Regions from separate parts of the Homo sapiens genome. Here all the other regions are linked to region 1. A link is a contact called in ENCODE Hi-C or POLR2A ChIA-PET data. All regions are on one chromosome and are shown on one strand. Each heading gives the region's core, a stretch centred on a gene start or an enhancer-like site at or near the end of the contact. The rest is flanking DNA. Distances are from core to core; before and after follow the strand shown.

Evidence for each region. A loop is a pair of places that touch in the nucleus more often than their neighbours do. ChIA-PET counts read pairs that join two places held with the same protein, here RNA polymerase II (POLR2A). Pooled maps may share reads with other maps.
Region 2: a loop to region 1 is called in a map of naive thymus-derived CD4-positive, alpha-beta T cell, with 8 times the contacts of the local background. The contact joins the promoter of GPD1L here to the promoter of TMPPE in region 1. A Hi-C loop is called at or near these places in 1 of 168 maps with a recorded cell type or tissue (naive thymus-derived CD4-positive, alpha-beta T cell) and 8 of 50 pooled maps. POLR2A ChIA-PET finds 5 or more read pairs at or near these places in 1 of 52 experiments (B cell).
Region 3: a loop to region 1 is called in a pooled map, with 2.6 times the contacts of the local background. The contact joins the enhancer-like site here to the promoter of TMPPE in region 1. A Hi-C loop is called at or near these places in 2 of 37 single-sample maps with no recorded cell type and 2 of 50 pooled maps.
Region 4: a pooled map shows a loop between it and region 1 (6-fold over the local background). The contact joins the promoter of CMTM6 here to the promoter of TMPPE in region 1. A Hi-C loop is called at or near these places in 1 of 168 maps with a recorded cell type or tissue (GM12878), 5 of 37 single-sample maps with no recorded cell type and 13 of 50 pooled maps. POLR2A ChIA-PET finds 5 or more read pairs at or near these places in 4 of 52 experiments (GM10248, T-cell and activated CD8-positive, alpha-beta memory T cell).

What each region holds. Positions count from the first base shown.
Region 1 is chr3:33,094,421-33,100,062 of GRCh38, forward strand. It overlaps TMPPE (transmembrane protein with metallophosphoesterase domain), which reads right to left and starts at 2,726. Exons shown (of 2, transcript NM_001039770.3): 1 at 2,299-2,726. It overlaps GLB1 (galactosidase beta 1), which reads right to left and starts at 2,726. Exons shown (of 16, transcript NM_000404.4): 1 at 2,591-2,726. The coding sequence starts at 2,665. RefSeq lists a silencer at 2,314-2,923.
Region 2 is chr3:32,103,226-32,108,867 of GRCh38, forward strand. It overlaps GPD1L (glycerol-3-phosphate dehydrogenase 1 like), which reads left to right and starts at 3,395. Exons shown (of 8, transcript NM_015141.4): 1 at 3,395-3,533. The coding sequence starts at 3,487. RefSeq lists silencers at 3,128-3,537, 3,658-3,797.
Region 3 is chr3:32,417,278-32,422,919 of GRCh38, forward strand. All of the region lies in intron 1 of CMTM7 (CKLF like MARVEL transmembrane domain containing 7), which reads left to right. Among named protein-coding and RNA genes, the nearest start is that of CMTM7, 28 kb to the left of the region's middle. RefSeq lists enhancers at 2,363-3,562, 2,794-2,853, 2,914-2,983, 3,074-3,153. Within about 2 kb of position 2,999, at least 24 of the 41 ENCODE cell types and tissues checked have a DNase peak (open chromatin) inside an H3K27ac peak, as active enhancers do.
Region 4 is chr3:32,500,182-32,505,823 of GRCh38, forward strand. It overlaps CMTM6 (CKLF like MARVEL transmembrane domain containing 6), which reads right to left and starts at 2,671. Exons shown (of 4, transcript NM_017801.3): 1 at 2,427-2,671. The coding sequence starts at 2,564. RefSeq lists silencers at 2,382-2,611, 2,682-2,771.

The sequences.
Region 1 (5,642 bases), core at 1,476-3,975:
CAGTCAGTTGCTAGCTATACTTTATTATTCAAAAAGAAACTCACAGCATTGTGACATGATGGGCAGTTTTCATTTTCTTACCACATGTTCTATACGTTTAAAGTTTCTCTACAGTAAGCATGTACTTGTTTTATAAAAACATTCCAAATCAGCGGTATTCAAAGTGTGGTCTGGAGAGAGCCCTTCAGGGGTCCAATTAGTCAAAACTATTTTTATTATAATTCCAAGCCATTACTGCCTTTTCCATTCTCACTCTGTCCTGAGGGGGTGGAGTCTTCCAGAGGCTATGTGACATGTGATATGGCAACAGATTTAATGCAGAAATAAACATGAAAATTTGACTGTCTTCTATTAAGAGACATTGAAAGAGATTTGCAGAAATGTAAAACAGTGCAACTCTTCACCCTAAAATTTGGGGAGAAATACTATTGTTTTTCAAATATATATATTGTTTATTAACGTGTAATGATGTAGTATTTCTTAACAAATAGTTTAAAATATTCTCTAGGGCTGGGCACAGTGGCTGACGCCTATAATTCCAGCACTTTGGGAGGCCGAGGCAGGCAGATTACCTGAGGTCAGGAGTTCAAGACCAGCCTGGCCAACATGGTAAAACCCTGTCTCTACTAAAAATTCAAAAATTAGCCAGGCATGGTGGTGGATGCATGTAATCCCAGCTACTCGGGAGGCTGAGGCAGGAGAATCACTTGAACCTGGGAGGTGGAAGTTGTAGTGAGCCAAGATCGTGCCACTGCACTCCAGCCTGGGCAAAAGAGCGAGACTCTGTCTCAAAAAAAAAAAAAAAAAAAAAAAAAGGAATATTCTCTTAATTTCTAGGACAGCTAAAATTTAGTTAAAATTTGAGAACCGCTGGGTCACGAGGTCAGGAGATCGAGACCATCCTGGCTAACATGGTGAAACCCCGTCTCTACTAAAAATACAAAAAAAGAAAAAAATTAGTCGGGTGTGATGGCGGGCGCCTGTAGTCCCAGCTACTCGGGAGGCTGAGGCAGGAGAATGGCGTGAACCCTAAAGAAATGTAAACAAGGAGATAATGGAAAGCTAGACTGCTGGTATCTTTCTTTAGCTGTGGGCACAGAAGCCCAAGAGGGACACCTAGGCACCTGAAATGAGAATTCCTGGGGTGATGCCAGCCTCCCTGTGTGGGCCTCAGGTATGGCAGCCACAGGGCATCCACCCTGACCCAATGACGCTGCACAAGACTGATGAGCTCACATCAGACAGATTGACCCTGTCCACCTGTTCCTGGTTCATAAATCCTTCTCTCTCTCCCTACCCCCACTCCCAGATACTGGTTAAGATCTGCCTTTCCCCTAGCCCCTTACCCTGCCACTGTTCTCCTGAACTGTGCCCCAGTTCCACCTTCCCCAGTGGTTCTCACAGCTGGCTAGCTCTGACTCCTAAGGTCCTACGGGCCTTCTGGACAAGAAAACTCTGTCTACATACTGGGGTAGGGGAACCACAGACGGGGTGAAGAGGGAGCAGCAAATAATCTGTGCTGACTTTTTCCCAAAATGAAAACATTTTCAGCAGCTGTTTTCCAAATACTTAAGATGTTCAATCTTGGTTGTAGATAAATGTACCACTTTTCTCTGCCCTAGGCACGTTATTGAAAGCGTTATTAAAGGGTGTAACTTACAAGTCAACGGTGTCAAATGCTACCAGCTCTTACTTAAAGCATACTGCAGGCTCAGCCCACCTACACCCTGGAGGAACCAAAGTTGGTCCGCGGAACGTGCAGAGGAGCAGCTTGCAACTACCCACTCTCCTTTCCGCAGGTGTGATGCAAACCTCCCCAGGCAGCGCTTTGGAGCCCCTCAGCCAGTCGCCTCAGCTCGGACGCAGCGAGTGAAGCTGTCCTTCCTCTCCCACCAACTGTGCACGCCCCGCACCTCACCTATTCGCCTCGCCAGCCCTGCCCCGATCAACGATGGCATCCCCCGGCAGCCTGCCTATTCCCCCCCTCAACCTGGACCCCCAAACGCCGAAGGAAAACGGTCCCACAAATACAAAGAAAAACCCAAGCCAAAGGGCAGGCGACGGGGAGTGGTGAGAAAGGAACAAGATGCACGAAGAGGGAGAGCACCCAGAGGGGAAATAACCCAATGTTCCCACTGCAAGGGCCTCTCCTGACCCCATTTTTCTCCTTCCGGAGCGCTCCGCAGAGCACCAACTGGGAAAGCGAGGGCGCCCCAAACCAGAGCCGGAGGCACCCTCTAACCCGCGCAACTTGGAATCCCCTCCCGGAAAGCCAACTTAGGAAATGTTTACACGCACCTCGTCTCAACACCTCGTTACAGATGGGGAAGTGGATCCAAGCGCAAAGGGCGGCCGGAGCGGAACGCACAAGCGACCGAGCTGCCTGGAAGGACGCGCGCCCCGCCCGGCCCGCCCCCGACGGGAAGGCCGGTCCACTGCCTGCGTTCCGCCGGCCGCGAGCCTGCTGGGGGGCACTTCGGGGCTCAGGCTCCCCGCCCTGCGGGACCGCGGGTGGCTGCGACCCCAGCCCGGTTCCCCGCCAGCCTGTCCCCTAGCAATGCCTCCCCGTACCCGGGTCCCGCAGACTTACGCGCAAGCCGCGCGTAGGGCCCAGAAGCAGCAGAACCAGCAACAGAGGGAGGATGCGAACCAGGAACCCCGGCATGACCACCAGCCTCCCGGCTCTGCAGTCGGCGCCCAGGCCGGCCGCTTCGCGTCACTTGACTAAGGACCCACGGCCTGGCACCGCCCCTCGTCGGCCCAGCAGCCAGCCCTCGCGCCTGCTCAGCCCCGCGCCCCGCCCCGCTGTGGCCGAGCCGGGCGGGTGGGGGCGGCTAGGAGGCTGCGCGCCGCCGCGTGACTCCAGGATAGTACTATCTGGGTTTTGCAGGCGTCTTCCCTGGGAAGGGACCCTTTGGAACTGCAGTCCGGAGGGCCTGCTTTCAGCAGCTTGATAACGCGCCTCGGGGATTGGACATGAATCATGGTCTCCCTGTTCCCTGGCTGCCTTGAGAGAGCAGAAGAGGGAAATTGTTAATCATTAAACCTAAACGCCCTAGATGGAATCCGCGTCTCATATACGGGCTCTTTGAATAACTCTAAGCCGGGGGTTAGCAAAATGTGGTCGGTCCCTGGAGCCACTGTATCAACTCACCTGGAACTTGTTAGAATGAAAATCCTGCTCACGCCTGTAATCCCAGCACTTTGGGAGGCCGAGGCGGGCGGATCGCCTGAGGTCAGGAGTTCCAGACCAGCCTGACCAGTATGATGAAACCCCGTCTCTACTAAAAATACAAAAATTAGCCGGGCGTGGTGGCAGGCGCCTGTAATCCCAGCTACTGAGGAGGCTGAGACAGGAGAATCGCTTGAACCCGGGAGGTGGAGGTTGCAGTAAACCGAGATCGAGCCATTGCGCTCCAGCCTGGGCAATAAGAGCGAAATTCCGTATCAAAAAAAAATTTTCTTTTTTAAAATAACCTTAGTTTATGCCTTGGTGTTCCAAAAAGCCTTTTTACATTGTATAACAAAGTAGCCAAAATTCTATTTGTTCACTCCTTTCTCCTTTCCTACCGGACATGTCCTTGAGAGATTGAGAAAGTATCAGAAAGGACATTTCATTGAGAGATTGAGAAAGTATCAGTTACTGGCTTTTCTTAGGTTTTTGTTTTTTGGTTTGGGGGGTTGTTTTTTTGTTTTGTTTTTGTGTTTTTTGAGACAGGGTCTCACTCTGTCACCCAGGCTGGAGTGGGGCGCAATCACGGCTTACTGCAGCTTTGGCCTCCTGGGCTCAAGCAATTCTCCCGTCTCAGCCTACCAAGTGGCTGGGACTACAGGCGTGCGCCACCACACCCGGCTAATTTTTGTATTTTTTGTAGAGACAGGGTCTCACCACGTTTCCCAGGCAGGTCTTGAAGTTCTGGGATCAAGCAATCTACCTGCCTGGAACTCCCAAAATGCTGGAATTACAGACATGAGCCACCGTGCCTGGCTTCTTTTCATGCCTGTAGTACCAATTCCGTGTCCTTGCACTGTGAAGTCCTTTCCAAGCTCTGCAATTCTAGTTCAGTATTAAAGAACAAGGGCTCTGGAGGAAGTACACTTGAGTTGGAATTCCAGCTCTGCCACTTACTGTCTGTGTAACTGTGGGCAAATTACTTAACCTCTCTGAGCTTAGTTTCTTTGTTGGTAAAGCAGGGCTAATAATATCAAATTCACTGGATAATTGGGGAAATTACCAGAGATGATGACGATAAGAAGCTTGGTATATACAGGATGTTAGTGGGACAGTTGATGAAATCAGAATTAGACTTGTAGGTTAGATTAGTACCATGCATCAATGTTAATTTCCTTTTTGGGGGGGTGGGGGGACAGAGTCTCACTCTGTCACCCAGGCTGGAGTGCAGTGGCACAATCTCGGCTCACTGCAACCTCCGCCTCCCAGGTTCAAGTGATTCTCCCACCTCAGCCTCCAAAGTAGCTGGGATTACAGGCACCCACCACTAGGCTTGGCTAATTTTTGTATTTTTAGTAGAGATGGGGTATCACCATGTTAGCCAGGCTGGTCTGGAGCTCTTGACCTCAAGTGATTTGCCCACCTCGGCCTCCCAAAGTGCTGGGATTACAGGCATGAGCCACTGTGCCCGGCCGCATCAATGTTAACTTTCTGATTTTGATAATGGTACACGGTCTAAATATTAAATAATAGTTTTGTATTAGTGTATTGATTTGGGTAACGGTAATGGTAATTTTGGTAATGGTTATATAAAAGAACATCCTTGTTTTTTAGGAAACAAAAGGGCATCATCTTTGCAACTGATTCTCAAACAGTTCACAAAAAAAAATGGAGAGAGAGAGAAAGAGAGAGAGAGAGAGGGAGAGAAATGGTATTCCAGGCATGAAAAGAACGTGAGAAAGAAAAGCAAATGTGGTAAAATGTTAACATTTGGAAAATCAATGAAGGAATTATTTTTACTCTTTTTTTCAACTTTTTGTTTCTAAGCCTGAAATTATTGCAGAACGAAGTTTAAAAACAAAACAAAACAAAAATCCTTAACACATGGCAGATTCAACTTCTTCTACCTTCTTTCCTACTCTGTACACTCAGGGTTATCATATGCAATAGGTATTTTTAACTGAACTGAGGTAGAAAGGGTTTAGAGCAGGAGTTGGCAAACTAAGGGCAGAGGATCAAATCTGGCCTGCTGCCTGTTTTTCTTTTTCTTTTTAAAATTCTTTTTACTAAGAATCGGCACAATTTGCTGCCAGTTTTTCTATGGCCTGCCACCTAAAAATGGTTTTTACATTTTTAAATGAATGAAAAAAAATCAAAAGAATAATATTTTATGACATTTGAAAATGTTGTAAGTTTCCTGTGTCAGTGTCCATAAATAAAGTTTTGTGGGGTTGGTTTTTGTTTTTTTTGTTTTGTTTTGTTTTTTTAGACACAGTCTTGCTCTGTCACCCAGGCTGGAGTGCAGTGGTGCAATCATAGCTCACAGCAGCCTTGAACTCCTGAGCTGAAGCAGTCGTCCCATGTCGGCCTCCTGAGTAGCTAAGTAGCTGGGACTACAGGCGAGTGCCACCATGCCTGAATAATTTTTTTTTTTCTAAAGACAAGATCTTGCCTTGTTGCCAGGGTTGGT
Region 2 (5,642 bases), core at 2,145-4,644, 990 kb before region 1:
AAAAATACAAAAATTAGCATTGTGACATGTACCTGTAGTCCCAACTACTTGAGAGGCTGAGGGAGAGGATCACTTGAGCTGGGAGGCAGAGGTTGCAGTGAGCTGAGATTGTGCCACTGCACTCCAGCCTGGATGACAGAGCAAGACTCTACCTCAAAATAAAAAAAAAAAATCAAAAATAAAAAGCCAAGGAAGTTAGAGTCAGAAGATGGTCCCTATAGAAACTAATGATGCATCTTAACTATGTCCCTGAGTTGTTTTTTAAAAACCCAGACCCTCACGAAATGTATCCACTGGCATATAGACCTCAGATAAGGAGGAACTGAGGATTGAACTCTGACCACTGTTCTTCAACGTCTTTCAGAGGGGCCTGAAAGTCATGTCTGCAAATCAGAACTAACATTCTTTTTTTTTCTTTTATTTTTTCTTTTTGGAGACAGTGTATCACTCTGTTGCCCAGGCTGGAGTGCAGTGGCACAATCATGGCTCACTGCAACCTCCACCTTCCAGGCCCAAGCAATCCTCCCACCTCAGTCTCCCAAGTAGCTAGAACCACAGGTCTGTGCCAGCATGGTCAGCTAATTTTTAAATTATTTTTGTAGAGATGGGGTCTCCCTATACTGCCCAGGCTGAGAACTAACGTTCTTTTCTACTGACCCCAAATTTTTAGACAAAGCTTTGTCTAAAGTTCCTTAACCAATTGCAAAAAAGAAAATCTCTGATTCACCTATGACCTGTGGGTCCCCCTCCCCCACTTTGAGATGTCCTGCTTTTTTAGGTCAAACCAATGTGTAGCTCCATGTATTGATTTATGACTTTGCCTGTAACCTCTGCCCCACGCACCTTTATTTTACTTTTTATTTTTGAGACAGGGTCTTGCTCTTTCATTCAGGCTGGAGTGCAGTGGCACAATTACAGTTCACTGCAACCTCGACCTCCTAGGCTCAAGTAATCCCCTCATCTCAGCCTATTCCGACTAGCTGGGACACCCAGCTAATTTTAATTTTTTGTAGAGACACGGTATGTGTTATCCAGCCTGGTCTTGAACTCCTGAGCTCAAGCAATCTTCCCACCCCGGCCTCCCAAAGTGTTGAGATTACAGGTGTGAGCCACCGCGCCTGGCCCCCAGCTGCCTTTAAAAACCCTTACTTGCCAGCCATCAAGGAGGAGCTACCTGATTCTCCTTGCTTGGTACCCTACAGATAAACACCCTTCTTTCTCCCTCTGCAAACCTTGGTGTGGGTATTTGGCCTTACTGTGTCAGGTGAAGGGACCCTAGTTCAGTTAGATAACATAAATATTTGCAGTGTATGTGTACTACCCAAGGACATGACTTCATTATTCAATTTGACAAATGCGTTCTGTTACACAAATACAGAAAGGATTAATAAAGCTTTACTAGTCCATCTTTCCCATTATCCCTGCATGTATCCTTGCATTAGTGCAAATAATTGAGAACAAACCATTGGTGAGGGGATGGAAAGACTGCTCTGACTCACCAGCTCCCTTTAAGTATTTCCTTAAGTAAATATCATAAGTAACACAAATAAATATTTCATACAATGTAGAGAAAAAAGCAAAAATAACAGTTCTCTGAGCATCAAACTAATAGGCTTAGTATTACTATCATTTTTTTGAAACGGAGTGTCGCTCTTGTCGCCCAGGCAAGATCTCGGCTCACTGCAACCTCCGCCTCCCAGGTTCAAGAGATTCTCCTGTCTCAGCCTCCTGAGTAGCTGGGATTACAGGCATCTGCCACCATGCCTGGCTAATTTTTTGTATTTTCAGTAGAGACGGGGTTTTGCCAAGTTGGGCAGACTAGTCTCCATCTCCTGACCTCAGGTGAACTGCCTGCCTCGACCTCCTGAAGTGCTGGGGTTATAGGCGTGAGCCACGGCACCCGGCCTAGGCTTAGTTTTTTGTAGGTACTAGAGTATTTGTTTCTTTAGCCAGAATCCACTGATATTTTAGTCTTCTGGTTCTCAATCTTGGCTTGCTTTTGCAACTACCTCTTGAACTTTAAAAAATTCTGCTCCAGCCTGGGCAACAGAAGGAGACTGTCTCAAAAAATATATGTCAATAAGTAAATATCCTGATGCCTGGATCCCACCATGGGACATTCTGATGTAACTGGCCTGCAATGGTGTCTGGGCATGGGGATTTTTAAAAGCCCCAGTGACTAATATGCAGCAGAGTTTGAGAACCACTGGTTTAAAGGACTTTGTCCTACTCTGACAGCGTCTAGCACAGTGCCTGGCAGAGACTGATGCTCAGAATGAACAAACTAAGATTCTATTTGTCAAGGAGGAGAGCATTGTGTTACTCACAAATGCAAACAAACCACAAGCAAGGGATAAGTCAGGCCCTGGGCAAAGACAATGGTAAAGCAATTCCTGCCAAGTAAGCGTGTGAGGGTGACACCCACTGAATGCAAGCTGTTGTTACCTTTTTCCCTTTATTTTTATGTATTTATTTTTTGTTGAGACAGGGTCTCACTGTCCTTCAGTCTGGAGTGCAGTGGCCCTATCCTGGCTCACTGAAGCCTCGACCTCCTGGGCACATGCAATTCTCCCGCCTCAGCCTCCTGAGTAGCTAGGACTATAGGTGCGTGCCACCATGCTTGGCTAATTTTTTAAATTTTTGTACAGAGGGGTGGGGGGTCCTAATTATGTTGCTCAGGCTGGTCTCGAACTCCTGGGCTCAAGTGATCTTCCTGACTCGGCCTCCAAAAGTGCTGGGATTACAGGTGTGAGCCACTGCACCAGGTCAAGTTTCTATCTTGACTCTAACTAGAAAAGGTGTCATCCTTGAAATGCAGGTACTGTTCAGCCAAATTCCAAAGTCCTCTGAAGATCCAAGTTCTCTAAGAAGTTCAGAGGTGCCAGGCTGTGTCTTGTTTGTGCAAATGAAACAGAGGATGACAAGGTCGGGTGGGCATTTCGAGCTCTGCCCCAAGTCTGGTCGGCTTGAGAGTCAACCTAGGAGCCTCTCTCGGCTCCAAATGGCAATGTGGCAGCCCTTCCCGAGTAGGGAAAAAGGAGCGTGTAGGGGGCACCACGGCAAGCTGGTTGGGTCTGCTCCACCCATGAGGATGGAGTGCAGCCTCCACCGGGAACCAGGGGCGCGAGTCGCTGCTCAGTGGCCTGGGCCTGCATGTGGCGCGGCGGGAGCTGCTGCCTAGGGCCGCGCAGCGACGGGGGGTGAGGACTACATGTCCCGACGTGCCTCGGGCAGGGCGGGGCGGTGCCGGAGCCGGGCCTGGAGGCCGGCCGGGGCCAGGCGTGCGCAGTGGTTCTTGGGAGTGGCGAAGCGGGTCCTGCCCCGCTGTCAGCTGCGGCCCCCGGCGCCGGGCGGGGGTGGCCGCGACCATTGGCGGAGAGGCGAAAGGGGCGGGGCCGCCGCCAGCCGCTGCGGGCAAGGCTGAACAGGCGGAGGTGGGCAGCCGGCCAGGGAAGCACGGTCCAGGCGGCTACATTCGGCCCGGCCATGGCAGCGGCGCCCCTGAAAGTGTGCATCGTGGGCTCGGGGAACTGGTGAGCGGCGGCGGGCTGGAGGCCGGGGCTCCGCTTCCAGGAAGCGCCTCTCCCGGGCGGTGAGGGCTGCGCGCCCCATGCTGCGGCGTGGGCACCGGGCACTGCGCGCAGGGAGGCGGGGTGGGCGACCTCGTTGCTGGGCTGGGCACCGTGCGCCCGAGGAGGCCGCACCGGGGCACTCGCTCGGGAGGCGCTGGGCTCGCGTGCGTGCGGGGGACAGCGCGGAGAGAGGGCACCCCGAGCACGCGGGCACCTGTCTGCGCCCCCGTTACTGAGCGCACAGAAGCCACCTGCTTGCCACGCCTGGGTGTTTTGCACAATATCCTAAGGGCGTATTCCGTTCTCCACGGCGGATCTCCTGGGTCAAGGACTTGGTGGAGGCTCGAGCATTCTTACTGCAGTTTCGGTGTTGAGGAAACCGAGGCGGAGAGGGCTAAAGGGCTCTTGCTGCCCAGGTCACGGGCGGGGCATGCTCTGCCCTTCAAGGTGCCCGTCTCGCCCCCGCTTCTGATAGGTCCACTATCTTAGGCGCGTCGTATCAGGAAGAAAATCCAAGTTTCAACAGGCCGCTCTCCCTGAGGCGTTGAGAATTCTCCCTTGCCGAGATGTTTGCGAAGCTTTGCGTCTCTTTGGGGCCTTATTTGACTTTAACATTTTATAGAGCACATTAGAAATGTCAGTTCTTCTAGTACCCTTAATCAAACGTACACTGTGGGATTCTCTGGTGTGTTTGGGTGAATGTAGAGGTGGGGGTGTGAAGGGGGAAGGAAGCAAAGTGTAGCATCTGGTGTTTCCAAGCCTTTTTTCATTGCTGTACACTCTGCCACATTGGAGGGACTGGTGTACAATAGTTAAGAGTGATGATGTCCTTTCAGTGCTTCTGTTTACCGGTTTTTCTGTGGCGTGACAGGCATCAGAAGTGCTGCAGCAGCTGGTCCTAGGTAGTTGGTCTTAGTTTTACTCTTTCAAGACTTGGCCCAGAAAGTACTTATTGAAGGAAACCTTACCTGGTTCTTCACTTTTCCATCCCAGCAAGGCCAGTGGCCTCTCTCTGTGTCCCTATTGCTGGCCTGCATCACTGCATTATAAGGAGTTATTTGATTATCTGTCTCCCAACTTTTGAGAATGGCATCTACCCTAGTGCCTGGCATATGCTAAGTCAATACTAAGACTCTGTTGCAGTGGTGCGATCTTGGCTCACTGCAACCTCCACCTCCTGGATTCAAGCGATTCTTGTGCCTCATCCACTTGAGTAGCTGGGATTACAGGTGTGAGCCACCGCTCCCTGCCTAAAAACTAATTTTTAAAACCATAATGATATTTGATTGAATAATACATTCACATTGTTTAACAACCAGGGCTGGGCGCAGTAGCTTATGCCTGTAATCCCAGCACTTTGGGAGGCTGAGGTGGGCCCAGGAGTTTGAGACTAGCCTGGGCAACACGGCAAAACCCCGCCTCTACAAAAAATAAAATATTAGTCGGGCATGGTGGCTCACGCTTGTAATCCCAGCACTTTGGGAGGCTGAGGCAGGGGGATCACGAGGTCAGGAGATTGAGACCACGGTGAAACCCCGTCTCTACTGAAAATACAAAAAATTAGCCAGGTGTGGTGGCAGGCGCCTGTAGTCCCGGCTACTTGGGATGCTAAGGCAGCAGAATCGCCTGAGCCTGGGAGGCAGAGGTTGCAGTGAGCCAAAATCAGATTGCACCATCGTACTCTAGTCTGTGTGAAGGGAGTGAAACCCTGTCTCAAAAGAACAAAACAAAACAAAAAATAAAAAACAAAAACCAAAGAGTACCAAAAACAGTGAAACATCACCCATCCACATTTATCCCCCCTGAGTACCTCCTGGAGGAAAACCAGTGTTATGAATTACTTCTGTCCTTTCTGGAGGAATTCCATGCAAGTGAATGCTTACATATAGTCCTTTCGCCCTCCACGCTGCAAATACTAGGGTATTGCATACTTTTCTGTGAGCTGCATTTTTCAACCAACAACAGAATGTTCTACACAATATTTAATAGAGTTGGTAGCTTGCTGCTGCAAAGCTTAATTTGGACTTTCAGCTTGGCTTTGCCAGTTGTTTTTTTTTATTACTATTTTTT
Region 3 (5,642 bases), core at 1,749-4,248, 680 kb before region 1:
CCCTATAGTTTTACTGTTTCCAGAATGTCGTATAAATGGAATAATATAACATGTAGCTTTGGGAGTGGCTTCTTTCACTTAGGAAAAGGGGTTTAAATTAATCCATGTTATCACTTGGATAATAAAAATATTCTTTCTATTACTGAGTAGTGTTCCATGATATGGATATGTGTGTGTTCACCAGTTGAAGGACATCTGTTTCCAGATTTTGGCGATTATGAATGAAGTTGCTATAAACATTCATTTACAGGTTTTTCTTGGGTGTATAAATGTAAGTTTCCATTTTTCTTAAGTAAATACCTATCTGTAGTTTTGTTGGGTCGTACGTTAAGTATATATTCAAATGTATAAGAAACTGCAAAGTTGTTTTTTACAGTGGCTATACCATTTTGCATTCCCACAGCAGTGTATGAGAGTTCTTGTTGTTTACCACACTTGCCAGCATTTGATATTATCAGTATTTTCTAGTTTGGGTTTTGCTTAATTTTAGCTATCCAAATAGGTAGGTAATGATATCTTACTGTGGTTTGTTTTTGGTTTTTTTTTTGTTTGTTTATTTATTTTAGACAGGTTCTCACCTGGTGTCCAGGCTGAAGTGCAGTAGCATGATCTCAGCTCACTGCAACCTCCACCTTCTGGGTTCAAGCAATCCTCCCATCTCAGCCTCCTGAATAGCTGGGACTATAGGCGTGTAACACCACACCTAGCTAATTTTTGTATTTTTTGTAGAGACCAGGTTTCCCTGTGTTGCTAAGGCTGGTCTCGAACTCCTGGGCTTAAGAGCTCCACCTGCGTCAGCCTCCCAAAGTGCTGGGATTACAGTTGCGAGCCACCGCGCCTGTCCTTATTGTGGTTTTAATTTCCATTTCCCTAAAGACTATAATGTTGAACATCTTTTCATGTGCTTATTTGCCATCCACATAGCCTCTTTGGTGAAGTATCTATTCACATTTTTTGCCCATTTTTAAAAATAGGCTTGTTGGTTTTTTATTTTTAGGTTTTGAGTATTGTTCGTATATTCTGGATAAAGTTCTTTGTCAGAAATGGGATTTACAAAATGTTTCCACTGCTCTATATCTTGCCTTTTCTTTCTCTTAGTCTCTCGAAAGAGCAGGGCAAAAGTTAACTCTGATAAAGTCTAATTTATCAGTTTTTTTTCCTTATGGATTGTGTTTTCAGTATCTTATCTAAAAACTCTTTTCCTAATCCAAGTCACAAAGATTTTCTCCTACGTTTTCTTCCAGACGTTTTACAGTTTTATATTTTAGGTCTGTGATCCGTTTTGAATTAATTTTTGCATAAGGGTTAAGTATGGGCCAGGGGTCGTTGTTTTATATATGGATATCAAGTTTTTCTAGCACTACTTGTTGACAAGGATATCCTTTCTCCACTGAATTACTTTACACTTCTCTCAAAAGACCAGCTGATTATATTCATATGGGTCTATTTCTGGACTCTGTTTTGCTGCATTCGTCTATTTGTCTAAGCTTTCACCAGTACCACACTGTCTTGATTACTGTAACTTAATAGTAAATCTTGAAATTGGATAGTGCTCTTTTGCAAAGTTGTTTTTGGTTATTCTCATTCCTTGCCCTTTTCATATGAATTTTAGAATCAGTTTTCCAATATTACAAAAATAACAGTAATAAAGCCTATCACTGGGATTTGATTGAAATTGTGTTGAACCTGCATATCCATTTGGGGAGAATTGGCTCATTAATAATATCATGAATTAATAATATCTATGAACACGGTGAGCCCTTCCAATTATTTAGGTCTTTGATTTCTTTCACCAGTGTTCTATCATTTTCACCATATTGTAAAGTTAGATTTATACCTAATAAATATTTCCCTTTTTGCTGCTATTGTAAATAGTCCTCTCCTTTGTGTTTAATTTTTAACTTCAGTTGTTCATTGCTAAGATATTGAAATGCAGTTGATTTTTGTAAATTGGTTTTGTATCTCATGACATTACTAAAGTTATTTATTAGTTCTAAGGAGGTTTTTAGTAGATTCTTTGGGATTTTCTACATAGATCATTATGTTGTCTACCAATGAAGTAGTTTTGTTTCTTCCTTTTCAATCCATATGCCTCTATTTCTTTTTCTTACCTTATTGCAACTTCCAGCAGTATAAGAATGTGAGAAAAGACATCTTTTCCTTGTTCCCTGTGTTGGGGGAAAGCATGCAGTATCTCATCAAGTATCATGTTAGCTGTGGGTTGGTTTTTAGATGCCCTTTCTCAGTCAAGGAAGTTCCCTCCTATCCTTGCTTGCTGAAAGTTTTGTTTTGTTTTGTTTAATCATGACTGGATATTGAATTTTGTCAAATGCCGCTTTTTCTGTCTCAGTTGATACGAATATATGGCTTTTCTTGTTTTGTCTGTTCATAAGGCATATACATTTGAAACATTTGGAAGTACTGAACTACTCATGCATTCCTGTGATAAACCTTAGCTGTGGTACATTTGTATTTCTTATATATGTTGGATATGATATGCTAATATTTTATGGAGGGTTTTTGATAGCCTGGAGTTTCTCTGTAAGCTTGTTAATGACTCAACCCACTTTGCGTCCTTCCTTTTGAGATATTCATGTATTCATGGTCTAGTGTGGGTTATTCTGAATCCTGGTCTCTCTTTCCTCTCTGTGTGGTTGGTGTTCTTTTGGGTTTATCTGTTTCTCCTTTTTGCCTACATGTTAGAAAAACTTGAAGTTATGCAGCTCAATTCAGGAACAGGATGTAGGAAGAAGTATTTGAGTCCAGTAGCTAGATTCAAATTGATTTGCGTCACATTATTGAGGTCCTACCAAGTGCTGGGTCCCTGTTGTCACCTTAGAAGAACAGTTTATTTGTGTTTATCTGAGCAGTCTAGTTCTCCATTAGCAGGCACATGAGAGGAGGTATTGTTGAGGATGAACCTTTCGTCCATGTCTCTTTGTGGCCTCCCTGTTTCCTCCAGATGCATCCAGATCAGGGCAGAAGCAGAGCCTGCTTCATGGGGACTGAAAGGCCTTCTTTGTCTTTCCACCAGGAGGCTTTTGCAGTGGCAAGGAGGCCTGAGAATGACCCCGCAGGCCGGGTGAGGGGAAATGTAGGGAGTGGCCAGGTTCCAGCCTAACAGGTTATTTTTAAAAAGTGAAGCCCAATGAGGTGGGGAACTTTCTGAAGGGAGGTCTTTGTTTTCACTTGGCACTCAGATGACTCAAAAGTGAGAAAGCAAAGGAGAATGCAGGCAGCAGGGGAGGGCTGACTCTACGCCAGCCTTCTGAAATGACTTCAGCTGTACCTGGGCCTGCAGGTCACAATGATCATGCCTTTGAACTGGGGACACGGTTGAAAAGGCTGGAGGAGGAAGAAAGGGGCAAGGTGTCCACGCCATAGTCCCACTGTCTGCCTGACTGAAGGGCGGTTTACCACAGCTGGCTTTTTGTTCCCTAAAAAATGCAGCGGCCAGAGAGCAGGTGGGAGAGGCCCTCTCTGGGGAGTTGTTCCTCAGAACTGGGTCTGGGGGCAGGAGAGGGGGCCAGCTAATGGCCTGCAGAAGTGGCAAGGCCTGCTGCCTGCTTGCTTGACTCAGCGGTTTAGTTTATGGCAGAGTTTGCACAGACGGAATCGCTTGACCATGTTGTCAACAATCTGAGGCAGCCAAGCCAGCCAGGGAAGTTTTTTTGTTGGTCTCACCGGCTGTCTGGACCCTCCCACTGGAGGCGACCCTGCTCCCCACCTCACCGTGCAGCCTGGGTCCCTGGAGGCTCCCTGGGACATTCCTGCCACCTGCTGCCCTCCTCTCCCACCCAGCTCCTCTCCCTTTTCTTCTGGCCACTATTCTGATTTCAGTCCCCATTGCCTTGCTAGAACTGACACAGCCTCCTACAAACTGACTTCTGTGTCTTTTCTCTCCCATCTCCAGTCCACCTGCTACTAGATTCATTTTCCTGAAGAACAATTCTGCTGTGGCTCTTCTCTGCTCAATAACCTTCACTGGCTCCCCATCGCCCACCTAGCATATCTACTTCCTCAGCCTGGAATCTGATCCCCACCCCATCCCGCCAGCTTTGCTTCCCATCACACCTCTTCACATACCTGTGCAGTTTGCCTAACATGGACAACAACCCTCTTGTTCCCAAATATACTCTTGTGCTTTCCCACCCCTATGCCTTCTGTGGCTGTGTTCCCACTGCCAGAAGCCTCTGATTCCCCTTCTCTGTGTGTTGGAATGCTTTTGTGGAGTCCACACCAGGGCCATGTCTGCTCTTCATACGGGACATGCCTGACCTTCTCCTTCCTCTATTCCTCACAAATTGTAGCTCTCTGGTGGTATTTATCCCCTGTTTTGTTGTCGTTACTTGTGTCTGGATCTTAAGCTCCTTACCCTTTAGGACAGGGTCCGTGTCTAAGCTGTCCTCATATCTTGCTCATCTCCTGGTGACAACACACTGCACTTAGAGGAATCATCATTTTTGTGCTACTTTGTGCCAAGACCTCAAACATTATCCTATTTGTTCCTCCCAAGAAACTTCTGAAAGAAGTTTTAATACCTAACATTTGTTGAGCATTTACTGGAGCAGTACCAGGCTGTTCTAAATATTTTGCCTGAATTAGTTCATTTAATCCTTGTATTAACTCATTAACTCTTTGTAGTATATTTGATTATTATCCCTCATGCCAAAGATGAGGAAACTGAGGCCCAACGGGGTGAACTAGCCCCTACTGTCTGTGTTGAGTGACTGTCTGACCTGTGGGGGTTGCTAGCCATGCTTTATTGCTCCTGTTTGGCCTTCCTTCCTCTGATGGAAGGCAAGCCTTTGGCTAACACTCATACTTCCTTCCCCAGGCCCCACAGGGCACAACGTGATGATCACACGTTCTCAACAATAGTGATTTTTCATCCGTGACACATGCTTACAAATCCCTTAATGGCTTTTCTATTCTTGTTTTGTCGTTTTTTATCCCAGACTAATTTCTTCTTCCCCAGGCTGGCACTTATTTGGCATTGTGCTGCCTGGGGTTTTAATCAAGGCGGCCTACACCCACATTGTGAAACTCAACAGGCACTCACTTCTGGCACGGGCCCAGGGCTGGGTGCCAGGCCTCCTGCTGGGACTGGCCCCACAGCTTCTCCAAATATTTATTTCCCCAGGATAGTGGCAAAAGTACTCAGCAGCAGAACTATTTCTTCTGTGTCAAGGTTCCTTAGGATTATCTTTGGCAAAATGGCAACCAGTGCCGTCTCGTAGCCCTAATGCCAAGCACAGAGCTGGACGTGTATTTGGCCATCAGTAGATAATCCTTGAATGAATAACTTCATTCTCCTTTCCTTTTTAAAAGCTAGGGTTGCCTGACTGGGAAACCAGGAAAATTCTGAAAACAGATGTATCAGTTAGCTTTTGCTAGATAACAAATACAGACACTTCTCAACTTATGGTGAGGTTACTCCTGAGAAATCCATTGCAAGTTGAAAGTACTGTTAAGTCAAAAACGCATTTAATACCCTCAACCTACCAAACATTATAGCTTAGCCTGGCCCACCTGAAACATGCCCAGAACACTTACATTAGCCTACAGTTTGGCAAAATCATTTAGTACAAAGCCTATTTGGTAATAAAGTGTTGAATAACCCAAGTAATTTATTGATGTTC
Region 4 (5,642 bases), core at 1,421-3,920, 590 kb before region 1:
TACAGTTGTTTCCTTACTGGAGCTCGCAATTCTGTTTAGTTTTTTAAAAAAATTAAACATTTAAAGTAAAACAACCAATCTATCTAAAGGAAGAATTTGAGTTAAGGCAAAGACCTTGCCTATAGCCCCAGGCTGGAAGACAACTTTTACCGACTTCATATGTAACCTTCTTGGGACTTGCTGGATAATTCCTGTAATATACTGTTACTGTGAAGAGATAAGACATTATCAAAACAAACAAAGGAACAAAAAGACAACCATCAAAGTGAAAGGCAGTAATGAAAAAGTACTTTTAAATCTCCACATTAAAGAAAGCATTCCTGTAACATGACAATTTCCCCATAAACAAATAAATGGATTTCATAAAGAGATATTAGTTTTTATTTTTTCTCCATTTCTTCTTATGAATGATGGAGAACTAATAATAGTCTAACGATCTTTTAAGGCAAATTCATCTTCTCTGTGTCCAAGTATAACATTTACCACAAAAATTTCTGGTTGTGTTCCATGTTTTCTTCTATAACAGCAATAAGGAAGGAAACTGGTTATGTTCTATTCCAAAGATACGAAACTACAGTTTACTAAACTATAAGAAGGTAATCAGAAAATTTACTTTAGCTTTGCCACTTTTTATTAGAAAGAAAATAATAAAGGCAACTGAAAACAGGAGATTTTGTGGGCAGCAAACCAATACAGATGATTTTTTTCGAGCAGCAAGAATGCTTCAGATGGGCTGGGCGCAGTGGCTTACGCCTGTAATCCCAGCACTTTGGGAGGCCCGGAGGGCGAAAATCACCTGAAGTCAGGAGTTTGAGACCAGGCTGGTCAACACGGCGAAACCCCGTCTCTACCAAAAAAAAAAAAAAAAATCAGCCGGGCATGGAGGTGCGTGCCTGTAGTCCCAACTACTCGGCACGAGAATTGCCTGAACCCGGGAGGCGGAGGTTTCAGTGAGCCGAGATTGCGCCACTGCCCCCAGCCTTGGCGATAGAGCAAGACTCGGTCTCAAAAAAAAAAAAAAAAAAAGCTTCAGATGAATATTCTTTTCTGTTCTAAAGAGTTCTACTATTCACGTAGAAAATTTTAGCTTTACTGCAGAGAAATACAGCTAATACCTAAAAATCATCATGTGACAGCTGACAAGAGAAGAGAAGGAAGAAGGAAGAAGGTAGAAGGAACAGCTTATGCAAAGGAACAGTGGCAGGAAAGAGCCCCTGATGCCTCGTAATAAATTAAAGGTGGCCAGTGTGGAACCACCTAGAGGGAGACTGGGAGAAAGATAAGGCCAGATCCTACTGGGTTCCATAGGCCACATTATCACTTGCTTTCAAATGATTTCCCAGTCATCAGCAGATGTGATCATTTTGATCGCTAAACAGCAGTGCCGATTTTCCGACTTCTGTTTTTCTATTCAATAAAAGTAGGTCACTAGAGTTCTAAGAATTTAACTTCGGGTCATTTGAGTTGTAAGAATTTAAGTTCTTTCCAAGGAAACCAATGAGCTAATTTTTACTTAGAATGGTTAAAAAACAAAACAAAGTAAGACAAAACTCATAAACATCATAAGCATTCGGATTTTTCCTAAACTGGTTCTATTGCAGAAATAGAACCTAAACTGTTTCTATTTTTCCTAAACTGGTTCAACCATCAGTGGTTGGAACAGTACATAGGAGCCAACACGACTGTAAAGTGAATAATTTAAATCTCAAAGATGCTTTGATGTTTTCACGAACAGGTTTATGGTACTTCAACTGCTTAAAATAAACTCAATAAAATGGAAAGATGCATACCATGTCCTAGTTCAGCTATCCGCACATACTTACAAAAAGCTGTCCTTTTGACTTTCCACTTAGAACCCATATTGCTCAATTTTGAAATAATTCTTTTCCAGTCAATATAAAACTTTTAGAAGACAATTTACCGGACACACATACACACACATCTCAATGCCACGCGTGGTATCGCAGGACTTTGTCCAGCAAGTTAAACTGCCCCCATGGGCTCGCAGCAGGAAAACCGCAAGAGCCAGAGAAAGATAAACAGCGCTTCACAGTCTAAATACAGGCACTGTGGGCGATAATGCAGGGTAGCAGCAGAGAGAAGAGAGGAAAGTCGCCATAGAGGATGAGTGAAAGATGTTGAAGTGGCTGACTTGGGTCTCCGACGCATTTCCTGAGCCCGCCTAACAGGCTGGGTGGCCCCAGTTCGTGGGATCCCGATGGGGAGAGCCTTGGGACTGAGGGGCCGCCCGGCGGAAGGGCGGAGGGTAACGCCCCCTTCCCCAGGCTGAGAGGGAAGGAACTAGAGGTGTGGAAACCTCCTTTTACTGAACAACCAAGCTGAAACGAAGGAGCTCGGCGGCCTCCCAAGCCCGGGCCAGACCCCGCTCCCCAGCCCGGGCTCGCCCTCCCTGACCGCGGACTCACCAGCTGCAAGCCCTTGAGAACGCGCCGGAGCAATGGGAGCCGGCCCATGAAAAAGTAGGCAGCGAGGCCGCTCCGGGGGCCTCTGGCGGGGCCCGGGTCCTCCTCCGTAGTGGGGCTGTACACCGCTCCGTTCTCCATCGCCTCGGGCCGGGGAGCGCGGCGGCCGCAGCAACCGCGCCGTTGACTTCTCGGACTCCAGAAGTCCCCGGTAGCCGGGAGGCGGCCGTCACTTCCTGGGCCTTCTCCCCGGCTTCCGCCTGACTCCGCCCCTTCCCGCCCCCGCCCTTGGCCCGCCCCGCCCCCTCTCAGCAAATTTGCTTGTTAGCTGTTGGGATTCTTCCGACTTTCATCCAAGAATTGAGTTCTTTCTGTGAGCCTTTGATGGATTTCTCACCTCCCTCCATCTTTCATCCTCCTGACATTCATTCACTTAGTATTTTTGCGTACTTTCGGTGTGCAGTGAACCCCGTTCTAGGTACTTGGGTGACAGCCAAGTACTACCCAAAATCACAGGATCCCTAGTAACAGAGACAGACAATAAACAAGAAAACAGATGGATAGCAATTTCAGATAGTGATAAGTGACGTGAAAATATGATACGAAAATAATGGATTCAGCATTTCTGGTGGCTTGATAAATTTATTAAAAAAAAAAAGAAGATGGAGGAGGAGGAGAAGAGGAAGGAGAAGGAAAAAAGGATGGAGAATTGGGTGCTCTACTTAAATGGCCACTACTAAACTGAGTGGTCAGGAAAGGCCTCTCTGAGGACCATGATCTTTGAATTGAATGAGACTCAAAGTGTGAGAAGCCAGGCTTGTAAAGTTCTGGGGAGAGCCTTTCACGAAAGTGCAAATGTCCCGAGGACCAAATGAGTTTGACTCAATCTGAAGCCCAAAGGCCTGTGTCGCTAGGAATAAGTACGGGAGGAAAGGAGATGTTGGAGATGTAGGCAAAGGCCAGATAATGTGGAGGCCTTGCAGACCAAGGGAAGAATTCGTATTTCATTTGAAGTACAATGAGTTGTCTGTAAGGACTTTCAGAATCGCTCCCTCCCGCGTCTCCCGAAATTCCATTTAGGCTCACTTTTCAAAATCATTTCCTTTTTCTCTTTCTTGGTCACCAACTGCTACAGTCACATATGTTAATTTTGTGTGAACTTGTCAAGGAATGTAATTATATTTTAGCAACTGAAGTTGATTGAGTTACAGGATGTTCACAACAATATAAAGTAGGTTCGACAGTATAAAGTCGGTTACATTCATTTTCAAATGAGAAAACTGAGGCCAAGAGGCTGAAATCATATCCAAGGTCAAACAGCCAGGAGCAGCTGGAATGCAGGCCTAAGCAGTCTGACTCGAAACCTTGCTGCTAAACGCTAACCCAGAAAACGTCAGCTTCTAACTCATCTCTCCATTGGAGTCTCAAAACCCATGGAAGAGAGAAGGGGTTTCTGCTGCCATCAGCTGCTACATCTTCTCCGTGGCCCCAAACCTCCCTTTCTTCTTCCAGTAACAAACAAAAGCTCCCATTCAAATGAATAGAGACAAGTAGATACTGCCCTGCAGGGGCCACCTACAACCAGCCAGAACTACCCTTCTGTCTCTGATTACATGCACTCTGAATGTCCTCCCAAGGCCAAGATGCCACCAATTCTGTCCAACAAGGAAGGCCACTGTATTTTCACCAGGGCTACAAGGATTCATTGCCCCATTATTCTTCAAGTCACTATCATCCCAAATTAGACACTACTGATGTCTAAAAGTTCCTTTGAAATTCATCCAAAATTAAGATGAGTTGATGACTAGAGAGATGGATAAAAGATTTGTGATAGGCCAGGCGCAGTGGCTCACGCCTGTAATTCCAGCACTTCGGGAGGCCGAGGCAGGTGGATCACCTGAAGTCAGGGGTTCGAAACCAGACTGACCAACATGGTGAAACCCCGTCTCTACTAAAAATACAAAAATTAGCCGGGCGTGGTGGCGTGTGCCTGTAATCCCAGCTACTCGGGAGGCTGAGGCAGGAGAATCGCTCAAACCCGGGAGGTGGAGGTGGCAGTGAGCTGAGATCGCGCTACGGCACTCCGGTCTGGGCAACAGAGTGAGACTCCGTCTCAAAAAAAAAAAAAAGCAGGCCGGTCGCGGTAGCTCACGCCTGTAATCCCAACACTCTGGGAGGCCGAGGGGGACGGATCACGAGGTCAGGAAATCAAGACCATCCTGGCTAACACGGTGAAACTCCATCTCTACTAAAAATACAAAAAATTAGCCGGGCGTGGTGGCGGGCGCCTGTAGTCCCAGCTACTCGGGAGGCTGAGGCAGGAGAATGGCGTGAACCTGGGAGGCGGAGCTTGCAGTGAGCCGAGATCACACCATTGCACTCCAGCCTGGGCGACAGACCGAGACTCCGTCTCAAAAAAAAAAATCATTGTTAAAAAAACAACAACAACAAGGATCTCTAATAAAGCAACTGCAGTAACATATTAATGGTAATATTTAGGTGAAGTATACGGGTGTCCACTGTACAATTATTTCAGCATTTCTGTATGTTTGAACATTTTCAAAATAAAGTATTGGGAGGAAGTTACAAAGAAACAAGGATACTTTGAGACAAGAGAGAAGATGAACAGACTTCGTCAACCCTCTTGGTTTGTTTAGGGCACACTTATGCAATTCTCTAGGGGTCTCTGCTTCTCTTTGCATTTTTAGAAGAAGACACAAATTTAGCCTGTGATTCATAAACTCCAACATGGCGAAGAATCATCTGTGAGATTAATTAAAAAGGAAGATTCTTGGAGATCTAGCCCCAAAGATTCTGAATGTAGATGGGGCTTGGGAATATACTTTCGTAACAAGCTCTTCATGTGAATCTGGGAAGAAATCCATCCACATAGAGAAACACTGTTTTATAATGTGATAAAAGTGAAAGCCATTGTGTAGTAGACAGTAGACGTGCCATATTTTCTTTGCTCTGATTGATTTGGGGGTGCCTGGGATTTAGAGACTAATATTTCACCCAGGTAAAGAAATGGGCATCCCTTACATTTTCTTCATAAATTGAAAGACCAAATAAAAATGTTAGTGCTTCATGAGCAAATACTTGTATAGGAAACTCTTTTGATGGGCATATTCACACAGAAAACTGTCACCCTCATTAATGAATAAAACAACTTGCAATAGTCAAATGGTGGGACTCACTATGTTGAAATGAGAAATCTTA